Linked DNA regions of Homo sapiens: region 1 is linked to region 2. The links are chromatin loops, found by intact Hi-C in ENCODE. Cell type or tissue: CD4-positive, alpha-beta T cell. All regions are shown on one strand. Links, peaks and the distances in the headings refer to the core of each region. The heading gives the core; the rest is flanking DNA. Region 1 overlaps SUCLG2-DT (SUCLG2 divergent transcript). Region 2 overlaps SUCLG2-DT (SUCLG2 divergent transcript).

The links. Peaks named below come from ENCODE experiments on the same cell type or tissue, not always from the same donor. Only the 100,000 strongest peaks of a DNase experiment are listed, where the experiment ranks them.
Region 1: it touches region 2 in a loop (2.1-fold over the local background); 5 of 110 quality-filtered maps call a loop at or near these places.

The regions. Positions count from the first base shown.
Region 1 is chr3:67,661,468-67,664,386 of GRCh38, forward strand. All of the region lies in intron 1 of SUCLG2-DT (SUCLG2 divergent transcript), which reads left to right. Among named protein-coding and RNA genes, the nearest start is that of SUCLG2-DT, 8.2 kb to the left of the region's middle. In CD4-positive, alpha-beta T cell, for the core only: no CTCF peak of the experiment used is centred there; a DNase peak (open chromatin) is centred at 1,454.
Region 2 is chr3:67,735,692-67,738,610 of GRCh38, forward strand. The region is part of intron 3 of SUCLG2-DT (SUCLG2 divergent transcript); the gene reads left to right. Among named protein-coding and RNA genes, the nearest start is that of SUCLG2-DT, 82 kb to the left of the region's middle. In CD4-positive, alpha-beta T cell, for the core only: no CTCF peak of the experiment used is centred there; no DNase peak of the experiment used is centred there; H3K4me3 peaks cover 523 bases; H3K27ac peaks cover 1,639 bases.

The sequences.
Region 1 (2,919 bases), core at 177-2,676, 74 kb before region 2:
CAAAACCTAAATTCTTATTGCAATTGGAACCTGCGGAGTTCAGCACCTTCAATATTATTAAGATAGCTTCTTTTAAACAGTAAAGTAAAAATTAAAGGAACATTCTTTTACAAATGTCCTGCCTCATTATAAAGTGAGCAGCCACAGCAGTGGTTCTTTTTCTTCTTCTCTTTTTTATTTTTTGAGATTGAGTCTTGCTCTGTCACCCAGGCTGGAGTGCAGTGGCATGATCATAGCTCACTGCAGCTTTGAATTCTTGGGCTCATGCAATCCTCCCACCTCAGCTTCCAGAGTAGCTGGGACTATATATATGTGCCACCACACCCGGCTAATTAAAAAATATATATTTTTATACAGATGGGCTCACTATGTTGCCCAGGCTGGTCTTAAACTCCTGGACTCAAGCTATTCTCCCTCCTCAGCCTCCCAAAGCTATGGGATTACAGGCAAGAGCCACTGTGCCCAGCCACAGGCCATGGTTCTTAGCTTAGGTGTGTAACAGAATTCCTTTGGGCCATCCTCTCCAGAAGTTCTGATTCAGTAGGTCTGTCTTGGGGCTTGAGGATCTGCATTCTTATAAATAATGCCCCTACTCCACTGTCTTTGTTGTAGGTGGTTCATGCTTCATGGTTGGAGAAACACCAACATCAGCCGGGCGCGGTGGCTCAAGCCTGTAATCCCAGCACTTTGGGAGGCCGTCACTGGCAGATCACTTGAGGTCAGGAGTTCAAGACCTGCCTGGCCAACATGGTGAAATCCCGTCTCTACTGAAAATACAAAAATTAGCCAGGCATGGTGGCAGGCACCTGTAATCCCAGCTACTTGGGAGGCAGGGGCAGGAGAATCACTTGAATCCAGGAGGCAGAGGTTGCAGTGCATCAAAGGTAGCACTTTGGCATAGCTAGAGGGAATATCAGCAGCTATCCCATTCCCACCTTTCACATTTTCTCTTCCCTTTCTTCCCCTACTTCTACCATCCTCTTCAAACTTTCCCCAGCCCCTCTAAAACCTAATTTACTACATGCCAGCAAGAAGTATGGACTGAGGCTCCAAAAGATGCCTCTATGCTCTTCCCTCTATCTGAAACACCCTTCCCTGTTGTTCACCAGCATGAGTTTCTCTCATCCTTTGAGTTTCAGTCACCCCCTTCAGGAAGCTTCCCTGAAGCGGGAGCTAGGGGTATCTCAGTGGTTATTAGAGGTTTGTTACTGCATTTGCTACTTGTCTGCTTCATCCTTCAGGATTTTAAAATCTGCAATGACAGGGACCGTGTTCTTGCAGTGTTATTATTCTGCCCACAGTACAGTGCCTGGAAGACAGGAGGTGCCCAACTGCTATTGACTGGATGGGTAAATAAATAAAGATGAAGCTGGTGCAAAAATCTCCCTAATAAGAAGATGCAAAGATTCATGAGTGTCTGGAAATCTGCCAGTAGTCCCCAGTGAGAAAGGAAGTGGAGGCCCATGAAGGGAAATAACCTGCCCTGTGTGATGCACTACACTAGTGGTTTTTATGTACAGTTCCTCAGAGTCCTTGGACACCATAGAACTCCATCTCACTCTCTCCTTCTCCCTGCTTTTATTGAACACTTAGGTGCTTTCTAAATGCTTTACAGAAATTATCTTAATCCTCACTACCGACTTATTTTGCAGACGTACAAACTGAGTCTTAAAGCAGAGAGTAAGTGGCCTGATGTAAAGAATAGGAGAAGGCCAATTCCAACCAATCTGGAATTGATTCTAGGCCAGAATTGTCCAATAGAACTTCCTGCAATGAGGAAAATGTTCTATATCTGTGCTGTACATTATCATGCTATGTGGCTATTGAACATTTGAAGTATGGCTGGTGCAACTGAAGAAATCAATTTTTAATTTCATTTGATTTTATTTAATTTATACTTAAGTTTGAATAGCCACACATGGCTAGTGGCTATCATACTGGTCAACATGGGCTATCTAATTCTGATGTACAGTCTCTGCATCATCATTCCATTTTCTAAAGTGGGTTTCTCCCACAGCAGTTGTTAAAACAAGGATTTGGATACAAAGAGATTATTTAAGAGGTGATCCTAGACAGCAGGAGAGGGATTGAGGAGGTGAGATGGAGAAGGTGAATACTAGTAAAAGACTACATTGATATGCTGTAGGCACTTGAGGTTTCTGTTTGTTTGTTTGTTTGTTTTTTTGGAAACCTTCGAGAGACTTATGGAAAACACTGTATAATTGTTTCATTGAGGAGCACGGAACTGATCATGTTTATTCACCAACTCTCATGCCTTTTTGGTTGAAGGATGCTCCTAGGGGCATTCACACCTGCTCTGAACTCCTTCTTCATCTCCAGCCTGCCTCCCTTATGGGCCATTTCATGCCACTGTACCTAGATAAAGCCTTAGGGCCAAGAGATTCAGGTGCTTGAGGCTGGGTCTATCCTTCTGAGCTGCAAATAACTTCCAGGGTGGATCAAGGGAATGTGGGGTCAGGATAGATTATATTGCCTCTCATTTACAACCAACCATATTAGCTCATATTAGTGTTTTATCTGGAATAGGAGGAGAAGCATTTGAGACTGTTAGAAAAAAGGTTCTGCTATTTAAAAAAAAAGTTTTGAAACTGTAGCTCTAAACTACATTCCTACCTGTTTTCCTGACCACCTCAATTACTAACTTGTATCGTGTTCCATATTATTTCTAGCACAGCATGGATTCTCTAACATTCTTGCAGTCTGGGCCCTGCAAGGTAGCTGTAAAAATGCTGCCCTGGGACTTTCTCAGTGGAGACATAAGAAGACTCAAGCATTCCAGAAAGTGTTTGTTTGGTTGGCTTTTATTGATGTATATAAAAAGATTAGAGACAGCAAGAGAAGAAAATCAGAGAGAACCTATACTTGGTTAAAAAAAAAAAAAAGATTTTACAGCAGAAG
Region 2 (2,919 bases), core at 309-2,808:
CCAACCTCCCATCAATACCTTAACTCACTGGATCTCAACCAGGGCCAGTTTGCCCTCCTGGGGACATTTGGGGATGCCTGGAGACATTTTTGTTTGTCACAACTTGAAGGCAGATGCTACTGGTATCTACTGGGTAGGGACCAAGGATATTGCTAAACACCCTACAATGTACAGGACAGCCCCTGCAGCAAAGAATTATGCAGCCCAAAATGTCAGTAGCATCAAAGTTGAGAATGCTGCCTTAGCTCATTTCCTCAACCTCTTTTGTCTGAACATAAATAGCCTTCTAATCAGTTTCTTTACCTTTAGTTTTATCCTTATCCACACTGCTGCTATGACTAGCTCTTTAAACACAAATAAATCATGCTGTTCTCTTGCTCTGTTTAGCTCTGTCACTCTGGATGGCTACCTGGGTTCAAATTATGATTCAAACAGTTCAGGATCATATGACCTTGGGCAAGTGATTCGTAGCACCTGGCTCAATAATGTTCTTGTGAGGATTTTAACACTTTGTAGCTAGCATAAATTAAGTCTTCAATAAATGCTATCTACCATTTTAAAAAAATCTTTGAAGGCTTTCTACTGCCTACAGAAGAAAGCCTATCCTTGTCAACATGATATCCCTTCACTGTGTTTTATTACTCAGAGCCTCTTCTCTGGGATACTGCCCTGGTTGCCCTGTGTCCAGTCCTGCAGGACTGGACCCTTTAGATTAATGGAGACTTGGGTATCAGGTGTCTTTGCTCAGACTCTGCTGCCAGCTTGGGAAGTCCATCTCCAGCTCCTCCGCTTGGACACATCTGTCTTAGCCAAGACTCAGGTCAAATGTAACCGTTTCTGTTTAACCTTATCTAATAGCTAGTCAGATTTATTTACTCCTTCCCCTACATTTTCACAACATTTTGGTTATATCATCTCTCTTTCCATCCATCTATCCATCCATCCTTTGATCCTTTCATCCATCCACCCACCTATTCATTGGCTGTCATACATAGTAATTAAGAGGGCAAGCTCTGGAACCAGATTTTCTTAGTTCAAAAGTCAGATTCCAAAACCAAACTGAGTAACCTTGATCAAGTTACTTGATCATGAAGCCTTAATTTCCTTGCATCTCAAATAAGTATAATAATATTATGTAATTAATAAATTGACAGTGAGGGTTGAATGTATGTAAATCATTTATTATATTGTCTGTTATGTACAAACCCTAACTAAATGTTAGCTCTCACCCATTTGTATTTGTTAAATTCCTACTCTGTGATGGGTCCTCTTTACATGATGCCTTGCATTATAATAAGTTGTGCATGTGCCCAACTCTCCGATTAGGTGATGAGCTTGCAGAGTAAAGGCCCCCTCCCTGCCCCTTAAAAGTAATCTCCTCTCCACTCCAGCACTTGAAATATAGGTGAAAAAATCATTTCCATCAACATCTAGCCTGTGTTTCATAATGTCCTTGCTGGGCAGTATTTCTCTCTTAAGATGCTATGCATCTACTAACGTGAGAAGTATGGCCAGTCAAAAGGAGCCTGCTATTCTCCTGGATTGGTTGCATCCTACTCCCACCCCTCTCCTCAGCATTTCCAACCCACATTTCAGCTGCCTCTCTGGGAGTCATACAATCACAGTGAATCTCTTCCTGATTATAATAATGGCCTTCAGCCTCCTCCATTATGCTGGAGCTGAAGAGATGATGTCAGTGACATATTCCTGTAGGAAGAACTCAGTGACTGCTTAATTTTCCATGTAGGTTTTTAATGCTTTGTATTTTGTTAAAATCCAGATCACAATCTTCCACTAAGCAAGTGGTCCAATCTGATTAATATAGTACATTCTCCTTTGTTGCCAAACATTGCCAAGGGCAAGGTAATACTTAGGGAACCACCCCCTCCTCCAAACATACACACATATAAATGAAAAATAAGTAGATCTGTACAATCATTATTGAGCTAAAATAGCACTTAGAAATGTATTTTTATTGTGAAAAATGGCCAAATAAGAGTTGCTGACTATTTGTAGCCCTGTAATGTAAGTCAGATAAATTGGTGCCCAGAAGTCTGACATTTCAAAAGCCCAGGAATATGTCGCATTTTTTCTGGTATGCCATTTTTGTAATTCTCCCAGCTATTTTCCTTTAGCAAGAAGCAATTCTTCTGTGCCCAAGCAGCTCAATTAGAGCATTGTAAAAGTTGTCATAATGACTTTAACATAAGTGCCCCTGAGCAATAGGGATAATTTTGGAGGGGAGCAAGTTCCGCTGTTACTTTCCTGGTATGGAAAATGGTAATAGCTTGCTTGGAGAAGAAATGCACCATCTGTAACTTAACTCAGTTAACCTGCTCGGAGAACTAAAAACACACTATCTCACCTGAAGTGGTTTTCCTGTTTTGGTCTTTTCAACATCTTTGTACCTTCTGTAGCCAACAGCACTCTCCTTTTCCTCTCAGTGCACATATATTAGGTGACTCCACCTCTGTGGTGGTTTATAACAGTACTCCCCAGCCTTTTGGGCACCAGGCACCGGTTCCATGGAAAGCACTTTTTCCACAGATGGGCTGGGGGTGGGGGATGGTTTTGGAATGAAACTGTTCCATCTCAGATCATCAAATATTAGATTATTATAAGAAATGTGCAACCTAGATCCCTTGCATGTGCAGTTCACAATAGGGTTCATGCTCGTATGAGAATCTAATGCCCTGCTGATCTGACAGGAGGTAGAGCTCAGGCGGTAATGCTCACTTGCCTCCTGCTGTGTGGCCCAGCTCCTAACAGGCCACGGATTGGTACTGGTCCATGGCCTGGGGGTTAGGGACCCCTGGTTTAGAATATACCTACAAATTCTCCCCTTGAATATCAACTGGCCTCCGTGATTTACTTCTAATAAATAGAATGCAGCAGAAATTACACTGTCTGACATTTGAG